Linked DNA regions of Mus musculus: regions 1, 2, 3, 4, 5 and 7 are each linked to region 6. The links are chromatin loops, found by intact Hi-C in ENCODE. Cell type or tissue: heart. All regions are shown on one strand. Links, peaks and the distances in the headings refer to the core of each region. The heading gives the core; the rest is flanking DNA.

Evidence for each region. Peaks named below come from ENCODE experiments on the same cell type or tissue, not always from the same donor. Only the 100,000 strongest peaks of a DNase experiment are listed, where the experiment ranks them.
Region 1: a loop joins it to region 6, with 4 times the contacts of the local background. A loop is called at or near these places in 4 of 42 quality-filtered maps.
Region 2: a loop joins it to region 6, with 8 times the contacts of the local background. A loop is called at or near these places in 12 of 42 quality-filtered maps.
Region 3: a loop joins it to region 6, with 2.4 times the contacts of the local background. A loop is called at or near these places in 4 of 42 quality-filtered maps.
Region 4: it touches region 6 in a loop (2.9-fold over the local background); 5 of 42 quality-filtered maps call a loop at or near these places.
Region 5: a loop joins it to region 6, with 3 times the contacts of the local background. A loop is called at or near these places in 4 of 42 quality-filtered maps.
Region 7: it touches region 6 in a loop (5-fold over the local background); 2 of 42 quality-filtered maps call a loop at or near these places.

What each region holds. Positions count from the first base shown.
Region 1 is chr13:77,706,890-77,711,190 of GRCm38, reverse strand. Fam172a (family with sequence similarity 172, member A) reads right to left here and starts at 2,501. Exons shown (of 10, transcript NM_001163419.1): 1 at 2,338-2,501. In heart, for the core only: no CTCF peak of the experiment used is centred there; a DNase peak (open chromatin) is centred at 2,510; H3K4me3 peaks cover 1,551 bases; H3K27ac peaks cover 1,189 bases.
Region 2 is chr13:77,980,882-77,985,182 of GRCm38, reverse strand. All of the region lies in intron 7 of Fam172a (family with sequence similarity 172, member A), which reads right to left. Among named protein-coding and RNA genes, the nearest start is that of Pou5f2, 42 kb to the left of the region's middle. In heart, for the core only: CTCF peaks have their summits at 2,279 and 2,482 (motif pointing left); no DNase peak of the experiment used is centred there.
Region 3 is chr13:77,133,483-77,137,783 of GRCm38, reverse strand. It overlaps Slf1 (SMC5-SMC6 complex localization factor 1), which reads left to right and starts at 2,316. Exons shown (of 21, transcript NM_134071.3): 1 at 2,316-2,431. It overlaps 2210408I21Rik (RIKEN cDNA 2210408I21 gene), which reads right to left and starts at 2,248. Exons shown (of 20, transcript NM_001145676.1): 1 at 2,154-2,248. In heart, for the core only: no CTCF peak of the experiment used is centred there; DNase peaks (open chromatin) are centred at 2,273 and 2,713; H3K4me3 peaks cover 2,582 bases; H3K27ac peaks cover 1,348 bases.
Region 4 is chr13:77,862,370-77,866,670 of GRCm38, reverse strand. The region is part of intron 5 of Fam172a (family with sequence similarity 172, member A); the gene reads right to left. Among named protein-coding and RNA genes, the nearest start is that of Fam172a, 160 kb to the right of the region's middle. In heart, for the core only: a CTCF peak has its summit at 1,718 (motif pointing left); no DNase peak of the experiment used is centred there.
Region 5 is chr13:76,967,429-76,971,729 of GRCm38, reverse strand. The region is part of intron 17 of Mctp1 (multiple C2 domains, transmembrane 1); the gene reads right to left. Among named protein-coding and RNA genes, the nearest start is that of Slf1, 170 kb to the left of the region's middle. In heart, for the core only: a CTCF peak has its summit at 2,140; no DNase peak of the experiment used is centred there.
Region 6 is chr13:78,199,166-78,203,466 of GRCm38, reverse strand. The region is part of intron 1 of A830082K12Rik (RIKEN cDNA A830082K12 gene); the gene reads right to left. Among named protein-coding and RNA genes, the nearest start is that of Nr2f1, 2.4 kb to the right of the region's middle. In heart, for the core only: a CTCF peak has its summit at 1,692 (motif pointing right); DNase peaks (open chromatin) are centred at 316, 1,736 and 2,916; H3K4me3 peaks cover 3,944 bases; H3K27ac peaks cover 3,436 bases.
Region 7 is chr13:78,935,572-78,939,872 of GRCm38, reverse strand. No RefSeq gene overlaps it. Among named protein-coding and RNA genes, the nearest start is that of Gm25383, 220 kb to the left of the region's middle. In heart, for the core only: no CTCF peak of the experiment used is centred there; no DNase peak of the experiment used is centred there.

The DNA.
Region 1 (4,301 bases), core at 95-4,094, 490 kb after region 6:
CCTGTAAGCAAGACCGAATGGAAACCTCTGAGCACGACCTGATTCTTCCCCGTAGCACTTCTCTGAGGACGTAACCATAAAAGATGAGCATTCAAGATGTAAACTATTCCAAATTTTCATTTAATCAGCTTCATTTAAGGATATATAACCAAGAGAAATGAAAGTAAGGTAAACAGATGTTTGTGCACACAGCTGTATCATTTACAGTAGTAGCCAAAAAAGTAAACAATTCAAGCATCCACAGGTAAACAAATACATAAAAACTGATACATTTATACAGTGATTATTATATTCAGCTTTTAAAGGAAGGGCATTCTGACATATGCGATAACAATTGAAACGTAGGGACATTGTCCTAAGTTAAATAAGCCAGTCACAAAAGAACGAATGCTGTGTGAGTACACTCATATGATATGTCCACAATAGTCAGAGTCATAGACACAGAAAGAAGCTCCATTGTTGCCAGGGGCTTAAGAGAGTTAGCAATGAGGAGATAGTATTTAATATGTTACAGAGTTCATCCAGGAAAATGAGAAAGTACTGAAGACAAACAGCAATGATAGCTATTCAACAACATGAACATCATTTGCATTACTGAAGTCTTGAAATTGTTGTTGTTTTTCTTGTTGTTGTTGTTGTTGTTGTTGTCAGAGATGCCTCCTACTGCCCAACTAAAATATTTTATTAGGTACATTTTACTATAATGATAAAGAAAATGAAAAGTAAATTTGGTACAGAGGAGAGACATATTCACTAAATACTGACACTATTGGGCAAATCCAATCTAACAAAAACAAAGGGCAACATACATGACATTAACTGACTAAATGTTGCTCTTTATTGAGCATGGAAGTACCTTTACATGTGTACTGACCCTAGATTCTCCTCCCAAAGCTAACTAAGTTGGTGATCAATAAGCACAAACTATCATAAATGTAACAAGTCACTGAATACGCCTTCTCCAGACTACTAAGCCCTATATCTTTATTACTCCAGTGATAACAAATGTATTTCAACCTTAGAGCCTTTGTACTCAACTACACCATACCCCCCATAACTGTGGAATCCAGTTCCTCACTTAATTTGGATCTGTACTCAACAGCCCCTTCTCTCCTCCACTTGCTTCGTTTTTTCCTCGCTACCTTTCTCACTCCTGTTTATGCATCTGCATGAGGATTGATCTCCACCCACCACCAGTCCAGAACTTTCTGTATTGTTCACTACTATCTTCGCCGAACACAGCACATTATCAGACATACTGTTAGCGGCTAGTCAATACAAATAGATGAATGACTAGATCAATGCTCGAAGCTTTATAAATTCTATTTCCCTCCTGGCCTGGATTCTGTTCTCTATGTACAAGTGCAGCTGTAGTCTCGGCCAAAAAGCCATTCCAGGCAGCCCTTCGGTTCTCATCTCTTTGACAGGTTAAGGGACCAGACTCCGAGTTTAAAAGTAGGAAAGCTTACAAAATGCACCATACCAGTGCATACCAGTGCAATGACATTGAAACCCGAATTTAGCCTGCTCTGACTTAGTCTGAGAATGAAAAGGGGTATCTGTCCCTCACAAGAAAGGAAAAAGAATAAGGAGAAACAGAATACTTTGACAGTGCTTTAAGACAAGACCAACCATGAGCTTTAAGAGCACCACCACAATGGAGCTATTTCAAAACAAGGCAGTAACTGGTCCAGGCCACAGAACTTTTTCAATGCAGCTTTTTTGAGAATTTGGGGAGAATGGACAGTACGAATTGTCTCTTAAATATAGCCCAAACACTCTTAGGCAGAAGTTACTTGACTCCAAAGACAGACACTTTGGGAAAATGAGAAGCACGTGATGTGGTCTACTTCAGAAATAAGAAACTTACAGACAAATGTACACATCCTACTAACTACACATGATACAAGTTTTTGAGGGCATTTTATAAGCACACTTCAATGTTTGCTATTAATGCATGCCACAGCTTTGGTGGTTGACAATCTTTGCATGAAAACAAACAACTAAAAACAACTTCAACCAGACAACTGCAATACTGTAAGTGGAGGGTCTCTTCCTCTATCTAAGGTATCTGGTGAAAACCAGAGCTTCAGGGACTCAGACTCAGGCTAGCCACCCCAGGTCACACGTGTTCCTCCTGCCTGGAGAGTGGACAAGGCAGGTGAGGCAGCCCTTTTGCAAGATCTTGCACATAGGTAAGAGAAGTGACCCAGAGAGGACGCGTGGCTTCTGACAGTCAGGATCCCGGCGCCAGCATCCCGCCCGAGTCCCATCCAGGCCAGCCCCTCGGGGTCTCGCCCCTGCGGCGGCTGGCAGAGGTGGCCAGCGCAGTCCTACCTGAGCTCTGTCCCCAGCTGCAATGCTGAGAGGGTAGGTGCGAGGAGGCGTGGCCTTCCAGATCTCTGGGCGAACTCCCTTGCGCCCTGGCTCGGACTTTCTCTCTCAAGATCCGCGCCCCGACCAAGTTCGATTGCACTTCCGGGTCTGCAGGGAATTTAAACGTCATTACGCATGCGACGGCCGCGGCGCCAAGAACCCGGAAATGGGCGGAGCGAACCTCTACATCTGTTCCTGAGGCTCAGAGGGCAGTGTGTGTGTGGTGTGCGTTGTTGTGGCATGTCCCTGTCGTACGCTGCTATTCTAAACTATCCTAAAGCCTCGTTCTGAAAGAGGAATTTCAATATTCTCTGTGATGCTGGCCTTAAGCGAATTCCCCATGTCCGTCCATGGTTCATGTAAATTCACCCCACCCTTGATATTCAAGTTGAGACCTATGTTTGAAAAATTGTATTTATCACAAAATTAAGACAGGAAGTTAACCCTAATATCCTATTGAGAGCTAACTCAAATGAGAAGTATGTTGGTGTTCTGTTTATCCAAAAAAGGTCTAAAAATCCTTCTCTTTAGGGTAGAATAGTGGTGAGCAATAGACACAAATGATTTTAATATTTTATATGGTATTCTGATGTTTTCTCTGTTTTTTAATCCCAAAACCATTATTTTGCCAATTAAGGTCAAAGCATTTACTAAAGACACGAAGCTATGACTGACACCTCGGTAACTGTGAGGAAAGGCTGGTAGCTAGCAAACCTATATTTGTTATATTACCAGACAGGGAGTTCCAGAATTCTTGAAAGTATATTGTACCTCACTCCCATAATTTGTATCTCTTAAACTCAACTCCTGCTTCCTTCAGAACAAAGAGTGATGCAATTTATTGGCAGTGTGCTCTTACCCACTAAAATGTCAACTGGATGAAAACAGTGATTTTATCTTGCCTTTTAAGTATCCTCAACCAGGACAAGATGCCTGTCACAAAATATACAATAAACATCATTTGAATAAATTAATATCTATTCATTGCACTATTTGGAGAAACTTAATGGGAAGTCATGAGGGCAGTAAGGACATGTATGGATGGAGAAAAATGTAACAGGGTGTTCCTGAGGAAAAACATAACTTACTGAAATAAGCCAAGAATGCCTGGGTGGAGCCCATAACATTACAAAGTTTAGGGTTTCATTTCAGGCTGCAGCTCAAGTGGCTTGTAGGGTAGAACTTACAACTGAAGAAAAGCTTTGATTACAGTAAGCAACTTGAATTTTGTGTTTCAAACAGGGTTTTTTAAATCATGAAAAGCAACATAACATTTTCATTTTGATAGAATGACCAAAATAAACAAGCTCATTAAAAATAAACCTGAGGGGGCTCAAGGGAGAGTTCACATGTTAAGAGCACTTACTGTTCTTCCAGAGAACCTGGGCTGGGCTCAACAAATGCCTACAACTTCAGTTCCAGAGAATCCAATGCCCTCTGGCCTTTGGTGAGTTATATACACAAGTGGCTAACATAAGCTCACACAGGCACACACAAATACATACAAAAATCAAACCTCCTATAAATGGATAATCCTTGTCTAACCTTGAGGAGAAACATTGGACAAAATATGTAACTACTGCTTCTTCAGTCAATGTCACAATAAAGCATACATTGAAACTATTTACAGCTTGAAATCAGGGATGGCAATTCCCCATAAGATATTTTATTGTTGAGAAGTGTTTTGGCTATCCTGAAGTTTTTGTTTGTCCATATGAAGTTGATAATTGCTGTCTCCATGTCTGTGAAGAATGGTGTTGAAATTGTGGTGAGAATTGCATTAAATCTGTAGATTGCTTTTGGTAAGATGGCCATTTTTACTATGTTCATCAAACCAATCCATGAGCATAGGAGATCTTTCCATCTTCTAAGTCTTCTTTGGTTGCTTTCTTAAGGAATTTGAAGTTCTTGTCATATAGATCTTT
Region 2 (4,301 bases), core at 196-4,195, 220 kb after region 6:
TCAAACATGCCAGCTGATGAACATCGAAGTCGTATGTTTTGTTTTGTTTTTTTTTTTTTAGAGAACACTTATGGCTCTAAAAAGATAACATTACAATTAGACTTCCCATTCTGAAGATAAGATATTTGGATAAAAAAAGGTGCTGTGTTATTCAAGAGAGTAATTTACTTTAATCATAAAACTTCAAAGACACCCAGAACAGTGGGAAGTAAGCACGGCCCATGCTAGAGTGCATGGCCCATGCTGGAGTGAGTGCCATGGTTGTTTTCATGCTCTCTGCTGCTCTCTTTGGGGGACCTCATGATGCTGTCTCTAGACCCTGACTGTCACATTTCTTCTTTTCTATGGGCACACTGAAGTCTTCAAATTAACACTGTGTCTCTGGCTTGAGGTAATCAATGATTAGGTATAGCACAGTGTGACGTTCATGTTATTCTTTGCTGTTCTATAACCATCCAATGTCTCAAAAATTAATGCAAGCATATCAGGATCTGAAATTAACTTTTTATAGCCCAAAGCAACATCCTGCTAGAAGAAGAAAAACCTATTATAAATGGGTTGGCATCTGATCACTTGTAGATAGTACCAGAAAATAACATTTCACATTATAAAATGTTGAAGATAATAAAAGCTGTCCCATAATGATTAATCAGTATTTTGCTTATGAAGTGATGAGGTATAACTAGGTGGTGCCTGTTCTTAGTAAGTGACAGATCCATTACCAAAGGTCACGGATACCCTGTTTTGGCTAATATTCTTATGATGCCACATGGAACACATTAGGAAAAGAAAACGCTACACAACGTTTCTCTCTGAACTGCTTACTAAACTTGGAATTATTTTTTTTTAATTATAAAAGCCCATCACTAGTTTATTTAAAAAATATGTATTATTCAATACACACTTTAAGGAATCACTTGGCTGTAGGAGAGACCGCTCACAAGGCAAAGAGGTTGTTGAGTCAACCTAAAGACCCAGCTTTCCTATCTGGAATCCATGTAAACTGAAAGAAGACACCGACTTCATAACACTGTCCCTCTGACCTCCTTATAGATGCTGAGGCACTTGCTCCTGATCAACATTATATATGGAAATAATGAGAATAATAAATAATTTTCTTTAAAAAGTCTAAAGAAACGCTGTGTGAAATTAAAACAGAAAAATCAATCTAAGGCTATACATATATATATATATATACATACAAACACACACACATATATATATATATATATATACATACATATGCATCTTTCTATAAATGCTTCAAAATAATTTCTTTTTCAAGTACTTATTTAGAAAAAGCTAATATGGTATGCTGCAAAACTAAGGACTTTTATTTAAAAGTGTCCACATGCTCATATTCTGGTATTCTACTGGTACTCTGACAAATTTAGGTCCATTAAGAACCTCTTTTTGTCATAATACCAAATGTAGGTCACAAAATGTTAACATAGGCAAGAAAACTTTATTCTAACCTATTATATTAAAAAATCAGCATCTTTCACTAATAAACATGAAGAATGATTTGAGTGTCATTCACAAAATATAGCTAGAGAGAGTATGATATGCTACCAGTTCTGTAATAGATTTAGTTCATTAGCAGAGCAGGGTAGAATTGTTCTACATCCTCAAAGACTTTTAGAATGGGAGGAGGGAAGCGTGGAAGAGACAGGAGGAAGAGGGAGTTTTAGTTTTTACAGCATATAAGAGATGTAACACAAAATGGTATTCATATTCTTAGGAGAGGCAGGCGGTGCCCTGACTAAAAACATGAATATTAAAGTTAGAAAGAGAATTAAGACTCTAAAAGATGATTAGAATAAAGCTGGTTTTAAAACATATTCAAGGTGTAATTATAAATGGTAAACCCTCAGCTAACTACACTGCCACTTAAGCTTCTTTCATGTTGGCCCACAGCACTATCTGTGAGTAGACTTAAGAAATTGAGGAGTAGATAGTGCTTAAAATAGTTCTGATAGGCTACAAGTCCCTCCAGAGCACATGCTAAAAATAACAAACAAGATAACTAAAATACATGTGTATAAACCAAATGCAAAACATGCTATTTATGCCCACCATTCAGGTCCTCCGTGTAACATCCTTTGACCTTTATCCAAGTGAGGCACACTAACTTGTGAAAGCTTTCTCTCACTCTGGCTGGTGAGCAGCACAGCTGGCAAGGGATCTAAACCTCATCACTGGGCAAATTTGCCCTTCTGGTTTTGCCAAGAATGACATTTCCAGTGGGGAGAAAAAGTTACTGTATGGGACACTTGAGACTGTATTTGCGAGAATCTATAGCTTTTCCTGCTTGTTATTCCTATATATCTGTACTAGAAATAAAATGAAAATAACAAAGATTCAAACATCCCACAGCTCTCTAAGTTCAATTGTTAATTAAAGTAAGACCGAAGCAATCAGCTGAATATTTCCACTAATTTCCCAGAGAAGGATGTACTGAGGATAAGCAGTGCCCCCTAGTGTCCGTAACTACAGACTATAGCAACTAAAACTACTTCGCAAATGTTAGCTTAAGTATTAAAATTACAAGTGTGCAACAGATTATAAATTCTTCACTATTCACAACACCTATTTTATATAGAAAGGCGTAACAATCATTCACTTAATATGAATTTGCTCAGGAATGTGTATGAGGATGTACATATGTATGCATGCACACACACACATGCACACACACACACACACACACACACACACACACACACACACACTATACACACACTGATACAGCCAAGATGCCTTTAACAACCCAGGTAACTAGGGAAAAAACTTCCACCCAGAAAACCAGGCAATGAATGAATCAAGTGTGAGCAGGCCCAGTAGAGTAGATCACTCACTGTGAAGACATCCAATAGGAACTGCTGGGTACACAATCCAGGCAGCAGGGCTAATGACTAAAGCAGAATGGCCACTCCAAGCTCTAAAGGTTTCAGCCCCACAGCCAGCTGCAATTAACCCTGTAAAGCGTCTATTCCTGCTGGTGTCTATTCCTGCTGGTAGTGGAGGTTAGAAGAGCTGGACTGAGGAGAGGCTGATCTTAAAAATGCTGCAACTTTTACTGTGTATTCTGCATACTCAATCCTGTATGTAAATAATAAGTAAGGTGTGTCTCATAATAATATACAATATATTTGACATAATTTGTACAGAATTAACGTTGGGATAAGTTTTTGTGGTGAATTTAGTGAATGGAAAACGTATAAGTTGTATTTAAAGGCCTATAGACCATGGAGAGAGTTACAGTGTACAAAAAAGATGAAGCCAGATTTTCAGTCTCTGAACTACACTTCTCTCTCTCTCTCTCTCTCTCTCTCTCTCTCTCTCTCTCTCTCTCTCTCTCTCTCAATCAAAGGAAAGTATCGCACAGAAAGAAAGACTGGAGGACTGGCTGTTATGCAAGGTTCCCTGCATATCATTTGTAAGACCCCCGTGAGTTACTTCTCAATGCAAAGCAGTAACACACACACACATACACACACACACACACACACACACACACACACAGCTTTACAGTTTCAAAGTAGGAAATATAAATGTGCTTTTATGAAGAGCCCTATGTGCATTTCATCTGCTCTGTTTTTAAGAGGAGGGATCAAGACAAAACTTTATAAGACCTGAACAGAATGCCCACAAAAACATTTCAGAGTAGGTGAGCTAAGCCATGCTTAGAATCTTGGCTAAGACAGAAATGGAACCTTCAGTGATGTAAAGTTAGAAAAGTGTTCTAAGACACCTAGTGCCATTTAAAAAGAGCTTCTTTGGTAAGACTTAAAAATCTCAGGGGTTTAAAGAACAGCAACAAATATACACTTGTTATAATGTAGCACTGTTTAACTAACGTACAGAAGGAAATAAAACAAAACCAGGCATTTTTTACATTGTTTACATTAACGCAAAGTTTTGCTGAATTAAAAATTATAAGATTTCCACAAAGATCTCTTCAGGAAACAGAGTTTTGTCACACATTACCAAGAGCCACCTACTTAGACAGGTGACTGTGAAAAGTGACACTTGATCAAGCGTCACAGAGGCTTCTGCACAGTAACACTCACAGCTGGGCTACTACAAGTGCCACTAAGCAAGTGACTTTTTGCAAGTTTTCAACAATCTAAAACATTTATACATAGAAACTTGTTCCATTCATTTGCATTTTTATAAAAATTTATTTTCACAGACATTTACAGTTTTCACCTTTCATCAACTATTACTGATCATTTCAAGAGTTCTAATAACCATACTAGTTGCCTATCTTAAATCAGCAGTATCCAAGAAAAAAGAGT
Region 3 (4,301 bases), core at 117-4,116, 1.1 Mb after region 6:
GGCCTGACACTATTACTGAGGATATGGAGTACTCTTAAAAAGGGACCTATCATGACAGACCCCTGAAAGATCCAACAAGCAGCTGAAAGAGTCAGATGCAGATATTTGTACCCAACAAATGGATAGAAGCAGCTGAACCCTGTTTTTGAATTAGGGAAGGCTGAAAGCTGAGAAAGGCGATCCTGCAGGAGGACCAGCAGTCTCAATTAACCTGGACCCCTGAGATCTCTCAAAACACTGAACCACCAAACAGACAGCATACACCAGCTGATATGAGACCCCCAACACACATACAGTAGAGGACTTCCGAGTATGTGATCATTTAGAGATGATACACCTAACCCTCCTGAGACTGGAGGCCCCAGGGAGTTTAGGGGTCAGGTGGGGTGGGGGCTGGAGGCATCCACGAGGAGACAGGGGGTGGAGAGGAGATATGAGATGTGGAACAGTCGGAGGGTGGATTGGGCAAGGGAGGAATAAAATATGGAGTGTAAAAAAGAAAAAAAGAACTCCCAATGTCCCATTTCCCAAACACTGGAATTACAATCACATGTCACCATGATAGGTAAATACAGTAAAGAGCTAAGTTCCAGAATCAGGAAGACTGGAATCTCAGTCATGACAATTTTATACGTATATGTTACGACCTCTCAGTTGCACTATAAAATGTATGCAAAGAGACAGGATTTTTCTTTTGTAAACATTAAATAGTGAATATAAACTGCTAGGCAGAAGGCAGAGACACCTGTGAGCATTCATGAAGTGCTATATGAATCCAAGGCACAAATAAGAACAGTGCTTTTTTTTTTAAAGCTAGTTGCTATGCGTGACGAACATAAAATCTCCCTGAAAGTATTTATAACTGTTTAAGATATAAGTTAAAAAAATCATAAGGTGACAATATTTGCATCATTCAGAAACTATAAAAGTTCAGTGATTAATCAAACAGGCAGTTAAAAAGATCAACATGCTTTTCTAAATATAGTTTTACTCTCAAAAGGCAAAGGGGCGCTTGTCTGATGCTTCAGGTCCCTTTAATTGAATATATGACATTTTTCTTTTTAAAAAGATTTGTTTATGCATATATTTTATGTACATGGTGTTTCATCTGCATGTATACCTGCACACCCGAAGAGGTCACTGAATCTCATGTTACTAGAGTTACAGATAGTTGTGAGCTGCCATGTGGGTGCTGGGAATTGAATTAGTGACCTCTGGAAGAGCAGAGAGCTCTTAATCAGTGTACCATCTCTCTAGTCCTAATATTATATTTTAATTTATGGTACACTCTAGACGTCTTTTGAGATTGACTGATTTGGAGAAATGGGAAAAGGTGATCAACAAATAATAAGAGGATGAGTGAACTCCCCCGAGGAAACTGCATTGGTCAAGAAAGAGTAACACTTTTTGCGTCTTTGAATAAATGAGCATCTTTCCTCGAACTAGACATTTGTCAAAAGCAATTTCTCTTTACAACTCCTCTGGGTAACTCCAAATCCCCACCCAAAATTATCCTGAACTATTCGCAGTGAGTTCATAGTAAAGTCAGAACATTCCTTACTGAAAGTGTACCTGATTCTAATCAATGATTTCCACAACATAAAACGTGTATCTAAAGCTGATGCATACCGTTATAGGAATGATAGCGTCTCAGTAATGCATAGCAGAAAAAAAACAAAAAACAAAAAAAACAAAAACAGAAGCCATTTTTAATTAAAACTGAAGGAGAAAAGTTCAATTAATTGAAAATCAGGAATGTCCCATTCTGAATGCATGCAAAAGCCGCCGTCTTCAGCTGCCTGCTTGCCCTCCCAAGTGAACCCCCAACTATTTTAACAGTATTCAGTAAAGGGTACATAATGTAACTTTCAAGAAACAGGGAGACCAAACCCTGCGAATAGACAGGGTAGAAACACTGCACAGAACCAGTTGTCTTCGGCTAAGATCGACTTCCACGTTGGAGGTAAGTCAAGCGAATGAAGACAGTGAGCCGGATCCCAGGGCCTTCTCCAGCCTCAAGGAGGATCAGGCACCAGAGGAAAGGATGGGGATTTAGGGGGCCAACTTCTGTCTGCTCACTTCTCGGTCCTATCCACATTCGGCAGGTAGCTGGCAGGCCGAAAACACCGGGAAGAGAGGGAAAAGTCACTTACCAATCTCCGTCTATGGCGCTGATCCTGCAAGGGCCTGACGCGCTGGCCAGAACCAAATAGTCGGCATCTCAGGCAGCCCTGGCGACCGCTCGAGAGCGTCACTGACAACCACCCGGAACTGGTAAACTGCTTCCGGGAACGCCGAGCGCGCGGCGGGAAATTGTTTCCTAGAACCTAGTTTATTGGAGCAGGGAGTCCTACGGTGGTAGTCGTCGCCCCTACCGCCACCACCGGCAGCTTCGCAAGACGAAACCAGCCCAGAAGCTTCGGCCGGGAAGGTAAAGCGCCTCAGCTCGGAAGACGCCATTTACCGCGTTCTCAGGCAGCGCCTCTGACTTCCCGGCCGTCCTCTCTGGGCCGCGGAGGCGCTTGGCGCTCGTGCTTTCACAGCCTTGGTTCCTTCAAGGTGAACTCGGGGCCCGCGCCCGTGCCGATGGCCGGGCCCTCCGATCTCGGCCTGCCCGGCCCTTCTGGGCAGACAGGTCCCTGGCGAGCCCCGCAGCGCGCCCAGGCCGCTGCCCGCTGCCGGGGCTCCGGGCGCTAGGCCGCTCGCGTCTCCCGTTTCCATAGAACCGCCTAGGACGCCTCACCCCGTGCCAGTTCTTGGATGCCTACAAACCTTAGCTTCCATGAAGGTGGCAGGGATTCCCAGGGCCTGCCTTTCATTAAGATGAAAAACGAGACATTCTTTCTCTCGAGTAGAATTGTTTTTCACACCGAAATGAAAATGAGCTTTTTATCTCAGCGGTATTGTAGGCTTTGAACAGCAGCGCGCGAGCACCTCTCCTAAAGGAAGGGTTTGTGTTCCTGGGGTTCCTGAGCACCAGGACAACTCTAAGTGACAGAAATGTATTGCGTTTTCAAGGTCTGGCTAAATTGATACTCATTTACCTTAATACTCCAAATCGGGATTTGGGACCTGTGGTTGATCGAAATTGATTTTCAATTCCCCAAGCTCTTTTGTGAAAAATGACTATCCTCTACAGAGGAAAATAGATAAATAAATAAGAGAAAAAATTCCTTTGAAACATTGGAAATGACTTGAATTCAATCACGACCCAGGTCTTATATTGGTTTTCAAGCTGTTGCTGTGAATGGAATGATTCTTGTTTATTCTAGGTGTTCAAAACATAGCTTGATCATTTGGGTAGATTTGTGTGAGAAGAAATTTGATTATTTGTAAGGTAACATTAAGAATTTCACGACCTAGGATGTTGAAACACTCAAATGTTTAGATATATCTTAATGTGAGACAGTCTTCAATAAGCAACTAAACTTCAGTTAGACCTGTTTTCTTAGTCGAGATTTTTCTCATGCTTCATTGACTTGGGTGAAAATCAATGATATGATTTAGAATATTTTTGCTTTTGTAAAGCAGAAAGCTTAGATCATGTTGGTGTATGAAACAGTAGTCTGTTGTAATTCCTTTTCATAATCAAAATAAAGAGCAGTTAAAATTCCATTCCATGCATTCACAATTTCCATGGCTGCCTCTTTGATTTTTAGGAAACCAATAGTATAGGCTTACTAATTAAATAGTATTTTCAGTTTGTTTCTTGGCTGTATTATTCTACAAATTTCCACTGTTTTAAAAACCAGGTAAAGAATAAATTCAGTTCTCCATAGGTTAAAATCATAAGGCTAAAGGAGACTGAATACTTTCAGAACTTAAGTCGAACATCACCTGTTCTTTTTAAGCGATTCCAACAAGATTATTTTGAAATTTAAAATATATTATTTTAATAATATGCATGAAAATTTTCAATAATTGATCCAAATCTGTTTTGAGAGAGAAAAATAGAAACTTTTATCAATAGGAAAGTAATAAAACTCTTTAGAATATTCCAGGAAATATGTGAATATTTTAGATATTGGAATTATGTTTTTGAAAATGATTAATAATTGTTTAATTTCTTCATTTTGTTGTTCTAAATGTCTCCTATCCCACGTAGTAGATTCTTTTTTCATGTAGTATTACCTTCCTGCTATACTGATAGAAATTAGATTGCTTTGTAAAATTGCCTCATAAGATTGTTTAAGAGAGGTAGATTAAGTCTAAAATTTAAGCCAGATTGGCATTGTAGAAAAGGCATAGCCTTTCCACAGTAACAGACTTAAATCTTGGTTTCACTGTCTATCCAAAGATTT
Region 4 (4,301 bases), core at 78-4,077, 340 kb after region 6:
ATTTGAAATGTAAATGAAGAAAATATCTAATAAAAAAGAAAGGAAGAAAGAAAGAAAGAAAGAAAGAAAGAAAGAAAGAAAGAAAGAAAGAAAAGAGAGAAAGAAAGAGGCCAAATAGAATGTCTGCAAGAGGGAAAGGAGAATAAAGAATTTTCAGATCCTTAAAAAAATCCAAACAATATAAGCATGATGGGATGATAAAATTCCCAGAACAGAACTTTTTCACTCATTCTGAGCAGTTTTGTTGTTAATTCACACCTGTTTCCTTAGATTTACTTTTATGTCTATGTAACAAGTTAAAATTTACAACTGCTTTACAAACGTTATGCAAAGGCCAAATGCAATGGAGTAATGTTACTTAAAAATATTTCAGTGATTAAGCTATCTTAATACTGAATAATCTCTAATCTCCCAATTTAATAAAAAAAAAAAAACCTTTCAGTTAATGATACACTAAAAAAGCTTAGTATCTGCAGAGGAAGCAAACACCAAACATACTCTCAAGATTAGTATATATAAATAAGTCTGTCACAAGATATCCCTCCAAGAACATACTCATTACAATTCCAGTAACTTAGACCACTTTCTCTCTACTCAAGACAAAGGCAAAACCAAAACAAATTACATAACCTAAAATATGATAAATCTTCAAAGCCTTACAAACAATGAAGGGGTGTTTAGAAGTCAGATGTGCTTTGCTTGTTAGTAGCAGTTCAAATTCCATTAGCATAGCTAATATGGAGCTAGGAGTATTATCTCTGCAAATAATATTGTAGAAGCAAATGAAGAACTAGAAAAGAAGAAAGTAGGTTTGCCTTTAAATCACAAAGGTCTACTGTACAGCATAAAAGCTTATTAAGCGTAACATAATGACTGTACCAGTAAGAAGATATATTTCTTATTAAGTTATATGCAGTTATTGGTTAAAATACAACATCCACTAGAGAAACTCCTTCATTCAAAATAAATTGGTTTTATGAGTGTCTGATTGTGAAAGAAGGTAAGCACTGCATTTAAAATAACAGATTAGAAAATTCATTTGGAAGGACTAAGTAAAGTTCTTAAACTATTAAACAATTATAAAAACTGATTTTATTAGCAGTATGAAGAACAAGAGTGAGTCATAAATCCTTTTATCTCTACAATGCTAAATTTATACCTTCAATCATTAGTAGTACAAACTTTATAATCTGTACATAAATATGATCTACAAAGAAACTTATTAATAAAACCAATTGGTATTTGGAATAACTTGGGTTGATGGTTAACCTTTGAAACCCAATTTTCCATTTTCCTATGTAAAAATCTTTCTGAAGTCTGTCACCTCTATAAGTGAGATGATCTAATGAAGCTTCCATACTTGGGATCCATCACAATAAGGATACAGACATGAATGCCTAGAACACTGGCCTGAACCTGGCTTAAGACAAGACCATATTTAAAAATGTGTCTTCGTGATGTTTACCTCGCTTATAAATGCTGAAGGTAAGGGACATGGAAAGATTCCACATCATTTGGCATGGTTACTACTGTTACTACATGACTTATCACATAAGTAATTTCCTCCTCTGAGGTTCTCTTGCTTTCCATACTGCCTTCCATACTTCATCAAGGACCATGAGTTTTGCAGCTACAGTCAGGAGCTTCCTGTATTTGTTCTGGAAAACCAAGCACTTCATTAGTTTGTTTACCTTTATGAAGTAATACTGCCATCTTGTGGGCTCAAGAATATTCCTGGTAAACAACATCAAAGGTAGTTGCATTGTTCCAACTACAGGCATAAACACAAAATTGTCTTTGCTTCAGTTTACTTCTGAATACATTGCCATGTGCAGCCCTTAGGTATTCCTGATAATGAGTAATTTAGTCTATACTGAACAGACTTTTACATGATCATATAATCAATCTAGTCATGATCTTGATTGGACTAGGTAAAGCACAAAGGAGTACACTAGCAGATCCCAAATAGGTCCAAAAATCTGCAAAGAAACCTTCATGGATTGAGGGAAATAATAAATAAATGAATAAAAGAGATGACATAATAATTTTTCATTTCTCATTTCTTTCTCTCTCTCTCTCTCTCTCTCTCTCTCTCTCTCTCTCTCTCTCTCTCTCTCTTTTATGTAATGATTTTTATACAAAAATCTGTGAAAGCCATGTAATCCCAGGAGAATTCATAAAGACAAGGATAGAGCATAAAAGAGTAGGCTATCATGAAGAAGCTATTTTATGGTCTTATTAACATCCCATTTATCTGTTCTGACCCTCAGTGAATATGTGTGTATTAGGTTTTCCAAATAAGACTTTAAAAGAGAGTAACTTTGATACTGAAGAAAATTCTCAATTCTACTTAGAAAGAACATTCTAGTGCTGCACGTACAAATATTACAGAACAGAGACCCAAGAAAAGAAGTCAAAGGTTCATGAGGTACCCTTTTGATAACTGCTCACAATTATACCTTTCACTGGCATTATAAAACTAGGCAATGTTCCCAAGAACAGTGTGTTGTGTGTGCCTCATGTTTCACTACTGCAGTAGAGTTGAGATATAAGTACTAAGCTTATTTTACAGACAAGAAATTGTTAATGAGAGACTAGAGAGATAGCTCAATTCACAAAGTCCTTGTTGTGCCCCACATAAAAGCTGGGTGTGACAAATCACAGATGATATCTCAGCACTAGGGAAGTGAGGGTAGCGGGGTCCCTGGGGTTCACTAACCTGATAGGCCAAGGATGTAAAACAGATGCCATTTTTTAAATAAATATATATATATATATATATATATATATATATATATATATATATATATATATATATATATATATATATATGTATATATATATATATATATATATGTATATATATAAAGGTTTGACAGGACATTGAAAGAACATATAGGGAGCTATAAGGGGAAATGGAGAAGAGAATAAGAGGAGGAGATAAACATATTTTGTTCTATAATAAGTGCAAATTTTTCAAAAAAACTATGCTAAACATTAAAACATGGCTGAAACTCAAGATTAAAATGATGTGAAGGCATAAGAGCTGAGTTCAAAGCCCAGAACCCATATAAAAAGCTAGGAATAGCAAGAGGTAAAATTAACTGCAGTGCTGGTATAGACAGGGTCACTGACAATCCATTCTACCCACAAAACAAGATGACAGCCTGTCTTTAAAAATATTATGGAAAAGGATAAAGATTCTCTAAGTTGACTTCTGGTCTCCACATACGCATGTGTGGTTGTTCATCACACCCATGAACACACAGGCATATATCAAATAACAAATACACACACACACACACACACACACACACACACACACACACACACAAGCAGGGCAAGATGGATGTATCCTGAGGAACAATACACAAGGTTGACATCTGACCTACAAATGACGCCACAAATATACACACAACAGCCTTCACACAGACACATGAATGCTTACACTTACATACATAGGGAGGGAGGGAGGGAGGGAGGGAGGGAGGGAGGGAGGGAGGGAGGGAGGGGAGAGAGAGAGAGAGAGAGAGAGAGAGAGAGAGAGAGAGAGTTAGTTTAGATGTCTTCACAACAGCTAATGTGAAATGTTGTTAATGATAGTTTAAAGCACCCAGCACTTGGGAAGTTGAGGCAGAAAGAACAAGATAAACCAGGCTAGATAGTAAGACCCCATCACACACACACACACATAAATCATCCATTCGTGCAACCAAGGCAGATCATGAACTACCAATATAGAACATGATTTATATAATTCTGAATAGGAAAAATTATAGAAATGATGTGTAAAAAATAGGCAAAAGCAAACTGTCAATCAGAAAATACTTTATTATGGCAACAACTAAGTGAGAAATAGAAACTATTATTATTTAAATAAATTTTGACATTCATTTATATGCCAAATGAAAAGAAAAGCTGCTCTTATCAAGCATACATTTAAACCTAGAGAAACTGAAAAAATATATATTTTTAACAGATCATAAACATGACTTATAACTAGATATTACCAATGCTTTACAAAGTTTAAGGCGGTGACATAAGCAATATTCCCAACTGATGATGTTTATGCTTCAAAGAGATACAAACTACTTCAAGTGTGGTTGAAGGTAGAACTTACATTAAATTAGCCTCAATAGTAACATGTTTTTATATTAGTGCATAAGTCTAAAAACCTTTACCTTGGTTCTTAGAGATCTGAATATCAGATAGTTGATAAAATTATATCTTTTACCTGATGTAATTTCTTAAATCAATTACCAAGAACAATCTATAGCAAGGTGTCCATACAATACATACTT
Region 5 (4,301 bases), core at 114-4,113, 1.2 Mb after region 6:
CTAAGAAGGGGCAAAGTATCCACACTTTGGTCTTAGTCCTTCTTGAGTTTCCTGTGTTTTGCAAATTGTATCTTATATCTTGGGTATCCTAAGTTTCTGAACCAATATACACTTATCAGTGAGTACATATTGTGTGAGTTCTTTTGTGATTGGGTTACCTCACTCAGGATGATGCCCTCCAGGTCCATCCATTTGCCTAGGAATTTCATAAATTCATTCTTTTTAATAGCTGAGTAGTAGTCCATTGTGTAAATGTACCACATTTTCTGTATCCATTCCTCTGTTGAGGGGCATCTGGGTTCTTTCCAGCTTCTGGCTATTATAAATAAGGCTGCTATGAACATAGTGGAACATGTGTCCTTCTTACCCATTGGAGCTTCTTCTGAATATATGCCCAGGAGAGGTATTGCGGGATCTTCCAGTAGTACTATGTCCAATTTTCTGAGGAACACTTCTCCATTGTTGGTGGGATTGCAAGCTTGTACAGCCACTCTGGGAATCAGTCTGGCGGTTCCTCAGAAAATTAGACTCCTGTCTTCATTTTCTCCATATTTTGATGTATATTTATTATGTACTTATTTTAGAGAGGCTGATAGTCTGACTCTCGATATATATAAAAGGACAAAACTGTTGCACATTACACAATACCAGGAGGTTGTAAGAGACTAGAATTTTCCCTGTTCACGGGTAATTTTCAGCAACACTGCTATACTGAAGATCCCACTCTGTAAAAATGTATTTTCTTATTTTGCATGTATTCTCAAGCAGGAACATTTCAAACATTAGAAGACAGTGTGGCATTCCCGTGAAACACACAAGTGCACCAGCCAGGTGCCTGATGCCCAGACTGTGGTTCTGACTCCCGGCATCAACCTTGCTATCTGTGTGCTCTTTAGTGCCTTGTTTAGATCATTAAAAGTGCAGCTTCCTTTTTTGGGCATGCGTTTGAACCCAGGGATGTAGGCAAATGATATACTATAGGCAAATGCTACATCACTAAGTTTCATGTCCCCAAACTTTTTCATTTATAAATTATGATTAGAGAACTTGGTTATTGGAAAGATTAAACTGAAAGTAATAATTACTACTAACATTTATACTATCACTATGACAGCACTATTCCAAATTCAAATAACCTGTGTAATTATAACATAGATGAATAACCATGTTTATGTAGATAAGTCTAAGCAATATAAATATAGGTTATTTCTAGAATTTATCATTTAATGCTAAATTTCAATGCCTCTTGAATACACACACATGCAAACATGCATGCACATGCATGGTTGTACACACACACCTGCACATGCATGTGTGTACACACACATACACCTTTGCAAACACACATATTTTCAATCATATATGACAAAGCACACAGTCTCAGGGTGTAGCAGGGTTAAACTCTGATCATATGATTTTTTAAAAAAAAAGTAGTCATAACTGATGTGCAGAGACTATATGAGAAGGAAACTGAGTTAGTTTTTGACGAGCAGAAAATGGATTAATTCACTGTGAATCTATTTTGTGTTTGGTAGTATAACAGGCACAGTAATACAATAGTCTAAGCATCATAGGCATGGACCCTGCTTCTATGATGTGTAGAGCCCACAGTGCAAATAACATGGCTTTATTGGGATGCTTAGCAGCAAATGAAGGCAGATGAGAGTAATATCTAACTATTGCTGTTACCTATACTACCTACCTGAGAGATCAGAGAGCTAGGAGAAATGGGCTCTAATTCAGAGATTTCATAATAAAACATCATTTTCAAATGCAAGCTTCCAAATAATTTGATGTCATTTATTAGCAAAGGCACTTGTTACTAGTTAATACCAAGTTGTCCAGAGTGGATATTAAATAGGAAATAATAAGATAACATAGAGACTCCCATAGGTGCTCTATTTAGATAGCTTCAATGTTGCACACAGGTACTTTTATGGTTGAAATTTTCAATGAGTAACATTGCAGTTCCTTTTACTAACTAGAATTATAAGTTATAAGGTTATATTTCACTAATAGAGAGTCTAATTTGATTTAATTAGAATGTGAACACTGGAATTCTCAAAATTAGATAGAACCCATTTGCTAGAAGAGAAACTGGCAATTTCAAGCCATGAATAATGCACGTTCCCCACCTAGTGGCACTTGTGGTAAACTGCGGGCACATCACAGTATCTTCAGATAATTTAATTCATAGGCAACACTGGAGGTTTCATGGAGAGTTTCAGTTACTTAAATAATTTGTGATGTTTAGCATCTCCTTTTATTCCCTTTCAATTCCTACTGTACTCTCTAGATCAGAAAGCCTCCACTGTATCTTGCCATTGCAGTACTAGCCAGACTGATTTCTCTAATACCTGTATAACACTGGAATCTATTCCATTCGTCTATGTAAGAAATATGGAGTAAGTTTGTTTATGGCACATCCAGCAGGACATCTGGATCCAATGCAAATGGTTCCTCTCCAATTTGTTGAACTTGCTGGAGACCGACAAGAAACAGGGTGTGAGCACTCTGAGAACGCATTGTAGGTCCTAAGCCTGTGATAATCTCTCTACCTGATATTCCCTGCTGCTGCTCTGCCAACAGGATAACTTCTGCACATTCTTCAAGCCTTCCCTGGCTGTTAGCTGATTCATCTTGCCTTGCATTCAGTTCCCAAACTGACAGTAACCCGAGACAGCTCCCTGGCTAATCTGTGTTGTCCTCTTAATTGGTCCATTGTGTCTACAGACCTGCAGGTGATTTCTCTGATGAGAGAAAGGGGGAATGTGGGAAAACCTCTGAGGGTAGTTACTGTCTTTACATATTTGAAACTACCCCTGCTTTCTTCACTGCTCTCACTCAGAGAAGAACACAAATTACAGATATCCCTGGTGCTGCATCCACCAGTCCAATCTCTGTGAGCAACTCCTCACTCTCATCCATTGTTTGCAGATGTCTTGCATGTGGCTTCTGATCACCATGTCATCTCTCCCAACTTACAACACATGTGTTCTTCTCAGCAGATGTTATAGCTTTGTGTCCATGTATCCGCATAATCAGCGAGAAGGAAAAGCAGCATGCTATTTTCTAGTAATTTAGGTCAAAAGAACAGTTCCTCTTTGATTGCCTAAGTATTTTAGGTGAAAATTGGGCTTACAATTTAGCAAAGGTTTGTCTGGTTCCTTCAATTCAGTTTTGCAGGTCAGTTGTAAGTGATTAATGAATGCCTTTCAGAGGTCACTATCCATCTTCAGAACACACCAGTCCTAAATTGTTAACCTTCTACTCTGAAGAGAGAAACTGAATGCTTCACGAACACATGGGACAAGAGTGTGATTTGATCAACAATGATATAGGACTCATGAAATAGATGTTTGTTCACATAGAAGCCATCTTTCTGTTTCTGATTAAAACTACTGCAAGCGATAACTTGTGGGACTAGGTATTAATTTACCCACTTGAGTCCTTAATGTGTAAACTACTACAGCAACTACATTAGCAGACACAATATATTCTTGAATTGCACAATATTCCAAGTATATGTGCATATACATTTCAAGAAATAAAATTTGTGTTGACTTATCATTCTTAAACATAACTTTTTCCACATATATCCATTTAACTCTAGACAAACAGACAGTGAAAATTTGATTTGCCAAGGATTTGAATTTGTGTATCTACAGGCTGCATATTCTTACAATAAAAAGTAGAAAAAAAAACTACTTACATGCCTTCAGTTATCTTTGTTGGATATGATTTCTTGGGTACAAATAACCAAACTCTCTCAACATAAGCCTGACACTGATAATGAATATGTTTCAGATGCCAACAGGAAAGCATACTACTGTTGCAATTAAATGCAAATGTTTTGAGTGAAGGCAATATTAAAGTCAAGTTTAAGTCACTGAATGAGAAAATGTAGAAGTTAAGTGGCTCAAAAGGAGTAATTTAAACCTGCTGAGTCAGGGTTTTCCAGGAAACAAGCTGCCCCTTAGGAATAAATCTGGTGTAGTTATAAGCAATAGGGACTCTGTCTGTTAGGTTTCAAAATTTTAATATGAATGGAAATGTTATTCCCCACACTATGACAATTTTATATGAAGTATACAGGGCTTCATTCTAATAGCATGTCTCTGTTTATTTAGCCAGTTAGTACCTACTATGTGTGCAGTGATCCAGAGGACATGATGGACTGTCCTCACTATGTGTATAGTGTTTCAGAGCATATACTAGACTGCTGTGTCCTTACTATGTGCACAGTGATCCAGAGGAGATGCTGGAAGTCTGTGCCCTGAAGTTAACAGACCCCACATAAA
Region 6 (4,301 bases), core at 137-4,136:
CAGCGAGTAGAATCTAGCTCTACTCTACCTCACAGCTCTGCACGGCCACCGAGGTTCTGTGCTTTGGAGAACCGCTGTCCCCTTTAATCCGCTGACACTATCGCCCACATCAAACGGGCAGCCATCGATTGCCTTATTTTATTCGGGGCGACCTCAGGCTGGCGACTGAGCGCGACTCGCGAAGTCCTGTCTGCGGCGCGGCTAGGCACAGGTGCCGAGGCCGGCGGGCTCCACGGCTTCTCCATCTCTGCAAGCTGCAGGCTGGCCGCGCGGAAGCTAAACTTGATGCAATCTCGGGTCCCCTGCCCACGTAGCGTTTCCCGCTCCGGGTGGGAGAGGTTAGTGAGAGGACCTGTTTTGGGTTTGGACTGATGGGCTGGCAAGGATCCTCTCCTCCAAGGAGGCGTACCTTCCAGGCCCGGACGAAAGTTCTCCGGGTCCTACCTGGGCTGCCTTGACTGTTTATCTAGGCTGGCGAGGACGAGTAACGATTGCCTTTCTACCTAGCCACGTTATCGAAGATTACAGACCCCAAGTTTCAAAACACACACACACACACACACACACACACACACACACACACACACGATTATCTTTGCGTTACTTGCCTGGTACGGCAGGGCTTGGCCGAGTCTCACTTCTGGTGCCCACCGTGTACAGCCCAGAGTCCGAGGGAGACTAGGCATGCAGACCCCGCACCCAGCAGGCCTCCGGTTCCCGGACGCTTGCTTTTTGCTTCCTCTCCCACTGTTTTGTGACTCTTCCCTCCCCCAGCCTCCCTTTCTCTGCTGCGTTCCGCTGCTCACTACTCCCTGTCTCTGATTGTTTGGGGAGTAAAATTTAGAATTTCTATATAAACAGCGCGCACACGCTCTCTCTCTCCTCTTTCCTTCCTTCCTTCCTTCCTTCCTTCCTTCCTTCCTCCCTCCCTCCCTCCCTCCCTCCCCCCTCCCTTCCTTCCCTCCTTTTTTTTATCATATCAATTTCACCTTTAAACGAACCGGAAGACTTGATCACGAATATTAGGGCTGAGAGGCTAAGGCCAGGAGCCCCTGCCACCCCATGTCCCGCCTCTCCATCATCTGCGTACAATGGGCCGCAGCACGCAGAATGCAGTCTCCATTATTCCAAATAGAAGGGCATACATAAGAAAGTCTTTATTCTGCTCTTTAAAAAAAATATATATCACTGGCCACTAAGTGGTAGATCCCAGAGACCAAAAAGCGCAAAGCGTGCCCCAAACACTCAGCGCTTTCTAAAGCCCTCACTAGTGAGATTTAAAGTGGGAACCAGTATTAATAGCCAAACCCTACCTCTTTCCATACAACTTGGCCATTTACTTCCACCTTTACCTTGGGGCGCTCGGAACGCTTGAGACAAACTTTTACGCTCTCCCTAGTTGAGGGCTGGTAAGAGGGACTCTCACTCCCACTCCCACTTCGGGTGGAGGCAGCCGTGGCTTTGTCACTCTGCCGCCCTGTGCCTGCCTGAGCCTGCGGATGAGAGCGATCTTAAAACGAGGGGGGTTGCGAGTGTGGGATTGGAGAATATGTAACTAATAGAAGTATCGTTTTCCCCAGTACCATCTTTCAAGGAAAAAAAAATTCCATTGAAAGAATTTTCAAAGTGCTGTCTTGGTTTGGAGAAAAGGCACTGGTTGCCAATGAGGAGGGGAGGAGGGACTCGGCTGCGTGCCGCCTGAGAGCGGCTCCCGTCCGCTAGGTGGCAGGCCGACCTAGCGATTCCTGCAAGGCCCGCGGCGGGACCCGCTCCTCCTGCCTACCCCTCCTTTTGCGACCAATCACCTTCGGGAATGGGGTCTCAGTCACACACACCCCAACACACACACACACACACACACACACACACACACACACACCACCACCACCACCACCACCACCACCACCACCACCACCACCACCACCACCACCACACAGCGAGTGAGAGACTCAGTCTCTTCCTCCTCCTCCTCCTCCTCCTCCTCTCCCCCTCCCCCTCCCCCTCCGTTTCCCACTTCTCGTCCCCTCCCCTCCTCCCCTCTCCCTCTTCCCCGTCTTCTCGTTCGTTCGTTTGCTCTTTTCCTGTGACTGACTTGTCCGCACTAACAGCCGCCCCACAACAATATGAGGAGTTACAAATGCTTTATTAATAATCATTGAAGCATTGTTTGGAGTTTGAGCATCCTGGGAATAAAAATGATGAAAAAGGAAAAAGAGGATTGATTGGAAAGTTTATTTTAAGATCATCTTTGGGATGAATAGGAATCATCGATTCGGATCGAATTTGTGGCAGTAGCTGCAGTTTCATGTGTGTGCTTTGTCGTAATTACGCCTCCGAAACTATGATATACTTCAGATTTTTAAATGAGGAGGCTTTTCATAATTATATAAAATGAGCGGGATACAGACTAAGATTATATTGAATGTGAACTAAGATTCTAAACCAAGTAGACTTCACAAATCATTAAAATGATGGAGTTTTTTTCCTCATTAATTTTTTTCTTAACGTTTTCAGTGCCACTCCTTACGCTCATAAAACCTAATTCTGAAAAGTTTTCATAAGATATACAGTAATTTCTTTCTCCTCGTTTTTTCCCATCACAACGCGTTCTCCCCTCATCATCCCTTTCCCCTCGTGTGTGTGTGTGTGTGTGTGTGTGTGTGTGTGTGTGTGTGACCATACACGACCCATACTAATCAGGTCTCAGAGTAAATAGCAGCGCAGGGCGATCTCAATGTAAATTATGCTTGTCAGAAGCACCCCCCCCCTCACTTTCTCTTCTCCTCCCCTCGACATCCCAGACTGTAGGTAGCTGGGGGGAGGGGAAAAGGACTTTCCAACCAATGGCGTGAAGGAGGCTTGGCTAACCTTAGCCTCCCATTTTCTCTCCCCCCCCCCACCCCCCATTCAGGGCTCTGACCAGTCAGTCGCCTTTGATTATCAGTTGCCAGCAGCCCTTCTCTTGGCTCCTTGACACGAGCTCCATATAAGGCAGAGATCTCCATAGAAACGTGTCAGTTTCAATAGTAGTGTCAAAGTTCACTATATACAGACATTCGCGCAGATCCCCCTTTCGGAAACATTGCTCTGAGTGTCCTCCCGTTTAAACGCATTCAATTTTTTGGTCCCTCTCCTCTCCTCTCCTCTCCTCTCCTCTCCTCTCCTCTCCTCTCCTCTCCTCTCCTCTCCTCTCCTCTCCTCTCCTCTCCTCTCGCCCCTCTCTCCCTCCTCTCCTTTCTCTCACCCACTCTCCTCTTGCCCTATCTCTCCCCCTTTCTTTTCCTTACATATTCTACTAGTTGTCGCCCTTCCTCTTTCTCTCCCTCCTTTTCTCTTTCACTCCTTTCCTCTAGAAGAGAGAAGACTAAACTTGAAAAAAAAAGGAGGAGGAGGCACCCCTCAGTATTCTTCTTATCGTTATTATATATATATATGTATGTATATATATATATATATATATGATTTTTTTTGGAGGGAGGGTGTTGGTTCCCAGCTGAAGAGCACTTATTTAAAATACTAAAAAAAGAACATTTTTGGGCGATCTCCAGGGTTTTTTAACTAGCTCTGTGTGTTATAGCAGAAGAAGCAGAAGAAGCAAGAAAGAGGAAAAGAAGAGGATTATTTATTCGACCTACTTTGGATGTCTCTCTCGCTTTCTCTTTTTCCTTATTTTCTCAAGCATTTTCTTCTGATTTTTATTTTTTTCCTATTTCGCTGTGAATTCGTCGCTGGCGTGAATTATCTCGTATTTTTCTCCCCCTTCCGTCACCTCCCGAAAGAAGAAGGCAGAGAGAACCCGGCGCCACCCGCACAACAAAAAGAGCAAAGTGTGTGATCTTCCTCGCCGGCTGCCTCCCGCTCTCCAGCGCTGCCTTCCTGAATGGCTGGCTGCGTCCGGCCCTGGACCTGGCCCCCAGACACCCGAGCGCCCTGATCCTCGCCGGCAGCTTCGTCCCGATCCTGCTCGACTCTCCCAGCTCCCCGCACTCTTGAAACCGGGCGAGGGCTCCCGCCAGGACAGCGGCGGCGGCACGGGCAGCACCGGCCTCGGCTCGCTCTCGGGCTGCGGCCCCGACTCCGGCTCGGACTCCCGCCCGGGCCCGGGCTCCTCCAGCGGAGCACGCAGCGGCGGCCAGCTCCTCCAGCAGCGTCTGCAGCCGCGACCTCCTCCTCCGCGGCCGCCGCCGCCCTCGCCGCTTCCTCTATGTCGGCTCAGCCCGCGCTCTGCGCGTAGCCCCAGCGGCCAGCGGCCAGCGGGCGGGCGGGCGGGCGGGCGGGCGCCCGGCGCGGGTGAGCGAGTG
Region 7 (4,301 bases), core at 196-4,195, 740 kb before region 6:
CCAGGGACAGCATCCTCCTGATGCCACCATTTTTATATAGAAAACACGCAATATTTCACCCAGAATAAAACTAGTTGCCCACATTTCTAGTGAATTTAAATCACATTATCTGTGTTTTATTCCCACATCAAAAGTGCCGAAGGAAGAAGGAGTGTGCATGATAATCGCGTACATGGCAAGTCACTCAGAGTTGTTGAAGGAGCATGGATACAAAAATGAGATTTATAAAATGATGAAAAATTCTTATACCCAACTGTAATATTACTTCCTCTATGTCTTCAGACAAAGCCACATTTCTCCATATGGTTCTAGCACATATGTTCATATAACATTTTTAAAAATTAAAATATGGAAGCTTTAAGTATTTGTTTATAAAAACTATTTAATATGCTCATTTGTTTTAGAATTAATCACATACAGCACAGAATTCATGATAAATTAATATAGCTTTATTACTATAATCCACATTAAATTAGACACACAGAAATTGAGGTATCATAATAGGCAACCAAAAAATAGTTGGTAATGAGTAATGAGTTCTTCATTATAAGGTAATGATTTATTCCAAATTGCATTTTGCAGTGAGTCATCAAATATTTTTAACAAAATAATTTTTTTTTTAAAGACAAAGTCTGTTTATATTGCATTGTCTAATGTCTTGTATTTTTCAATATAGAATGATTAATTAGCATCCTACATCTAAATATAATATTAAAATTAATGTAGAAATAAAAATATCACAAAAGGAAATATAATTAGAAAATGTTTTTATGAACAAAATTAGGCATTTGTTTTCTTAAATTGCACCAAAACTGTTACCAGAATTAAGAGAAACAGATTACAGTTTAATAAACTGAACTACTTCAGCAAGAAACATTTTTACTTAAGACTTTATTAATAAATACACTATTTTGATACTAGCCATAGCTGAACTTGAGGTTTTCTTTGATATCTTGGATAACTTAAGATATCCAACACTTAGAACAAACACATAGGCAATTGTGCACTGCTGTTTTATTTGGAAGATGTGTTTGTAGGTTTCTTAGTTTAAATCTTTTGTAACATCCCCCATCATACAAGGTCAACCCATAAATAATCGCAAAAACGAACTAAAAATAAAGATCCGTGTTTCAAAAGGATGTGGATAAATGTAAACGCACAAGATCTTTTTCTTCCTCATCTTAAGGCAAATGTCCATCTTCTGTGGGTCAAACAGCCCAAAGCAGTCTCTTTTAAACCATCTATTCTCATAAACAACAAGCCTTTGACATCTGTGACACAGGAGACATGCAGAAGTCATTAAGGGCATCCCGAGGGGATTCCAACAGTTGCTTCACTTTAGGGTGGGTGTGAGAAGGCTTAAAATTAAATTACTCTGAAATAAAGTTAGAGCGCTAAGCAATTTCCTGCTGTCTGACTCAGTAGGGTTTCCCGTGAGAAAAGAAAGTAGGCGAAAAGCTCAGACAGACAGACAAACATATTTACCCCTAGGTGGAAGGTACAAATTAAATTAGCCTGCTACAAAAGGGAGATGTTTTCTCCTTCTGTTCAGATGTCATGGTACTGAGGAAACATAGATTGGGGCCAAAAAAAAAAAAATTGCACAAATGCATTCATTTGATCTACCATTCATACTGATCCAAGGTCTAAACAGAACACATAAAAGAACAGCACTGTGGAAGGACTTCCTCTCCCTAGTTACCAAGTTGAGAGTTGCAAGGGAACATGGGAGCAGGGGGTGGGGATCTTTCTAGAATGTTTCAGCGTTGAGGAACTGTCAGAGGATGTTACGGAGTTAATGACTGAATCTGAAATCACATCAGTATAATTCAATTCCATATTTCATAGAGAAAGCTGCTTTTTGTGCACAGTATGGTGTGTATAAAGGTACGTTGTGAACTTTCTTTCTCTGTAGCTGGAAACCAATATAGGCACTTCCAAAGAGTCAAGTATCTATTATAGTGCCTCATTAATATGCATGTTTTTGGCACTCGGTTTGGTTCAGCTGGTATGCTTTCCAGTATCTCATTCTTTATTTATATGAGACTGGGAGGTGTGACCTATGGAGCCAGTTGGCTGTCATGAATTGGAATATTCATTAAGCCTCATGAATTATGCATTAGACTGCTTATAATACTGAGATCCACATTTGATCTAGCCAGAACTCTCAACTGCTTCCCATTTGATGGAATGATCCACATTTTGGTCAAACTATACATGTGCTCCATATACTGCAGAAGGAGTGAGTGTACATTTGGTATCCTGAAAGGCTTGGAGATTTTTGCAGCTCACATCTGACTAAGTGAGTTTCGTATTTTTGCATATAGAAAGGGCACAGTAGACATGGTTCTCCTCGAATAAACTAGATTACAGTAGCATTCTTCTCCAGTTTGGATACTACTTTCATCCATTACTGCCCTTGCCTATAAAAGTCAGCAATGACTGGTAAGCAGCCAGAATTAAAAACGACATATAGCTACCTCCTGGTGATCCACATATAAAAACAACACTGAGTACAAAGAACATGGAAAGGGCTCTTAAGAACACAGCTTCTCTTATGAAAAACAAGGAAACACTTTTATGATAACCTTATTTGTTTTGATGCTTAGCATTGGTAATTATGTCCATCCTACATAAAACCTAATTTTCATATGTTGCTGATGATATAAAATCTTATAAAGAAAAAAAGTGGTTAAATTTTAAATATTTTTATTTTCAAGTATACGTATCAATATTAAATTTATATTGTATTTAAACCCATACCTTTTAGAACAGAAAAAAGGGACTGAGATGAATCACTAGATATTATGATTTCTTACATACTTCAACAAATTCAAGAGCTAAGTGCATGCCATTTTCACATTCTTAGTATATGCTGTTCAACTCTGTCCTCCCAATCTAATCTTAATAAAAATTAGCTTTATATAGTCTCAATCTTTTATCATTTTCTACATTGGAATGTGTTTATTATTTTTTCCCCGATGTAGGCCTGCCTTAGACAACACTCTTACTCATGAAGGTAATTATTACCACAATTAAAGCCTGAAACAGAGTTTGAATGTGGTGAATTCCCTTTGCTCTATTCTGGAAAAGTTGCCTAAAGAATCTATAGCCTGCTCTGTAAACGGTCATGGGTGAGTCTTGGGTAAAATGGCATTGTTTACAGATTTTTTTTAGTGAAGAGATTAGCTGTCATTTATTTTCACATACCTAACTGAGGAGCCTTGTGGTTCCCAGCAAGAGTGTGTTCTGCTCTCTTTCTCAGCCTGTCACATCCCTGTCAGTTTCAATAAAATTACTTACCTGAATTATGCAAATGAAGCTTTGTTATGTTCAGACCCCAGCATTGTTCATCTCCACTACAGCTGAAAATTCTAGCAGACCTCTTGCTTACACTGTCTGATTCCAGGACTTCTTAGGTCAAGACCTTTGAACCTCAGAGCTTGACTTATGCCACAACCATTTGACAAATCGCCCAGACCCTCACAAAAGCTGGTTGAGCCCCAGAGTGGCTGCTCTCTCTATACACCACTGTTTCTCTGTTTTGACATTTCCTTCTCACTTTTCCTCTCAGTAATTAGACAAAGGGAGAAAAAGACATTTGTGTTTAAAGAATGCTTTCATTTAGGACTGTGATAAATGGCTCCCCTCCCCAAGAAGCTGCAAGCCCACTCTAGGACAGAGGGTTCCTTCACAAGGGCCTGGAAGGCGAAGGCCTCCCACCAAAGCCTTCCAAGACTTTAGCTTTGCCTCTAAAGAGCCCACAGAGAGGGTCTACTGATTTGCTCGATTCTCAGTATTACCAAACAATTGGAAAAACATAGCATGAACTTCCACATTAAAACTATCATGGTTCTAAAAAAAAAAACTATTGAGTTTGTAATCTAAATAATTCTAGCAAAGCTGGATGTTGAAAAATGGTACTATGATTTTTAAAGTAATTTCCCTATCATTAAATACCTTTCTGTTCCAATAATAAATTACAGATTGAACTATAACCCATTCTTTGATGTCTCATCTAACATCTTGAGAAAGAAAGCATTAACATGAATATCAGAGAAGGGGTAAGTTTGAAATATTCTCAGAGACGTTTTAGAATAAAATGTGAGCTTACCTTGTTGCCAAAGGAAAGGATGGAGGAAACTGTTAAAAGAGTACAATTTACATCAGCTGTGTTTTCATATGCTTCTATTAGAGTGGTGAGTTAATGTTTCTTGGTCTATGGAGGGAGGAAGATTGCCAAACATGATAACATATTGAAACTGCATGTGAACCCATAGTCTCCAGTTTGGTTGAGGAAT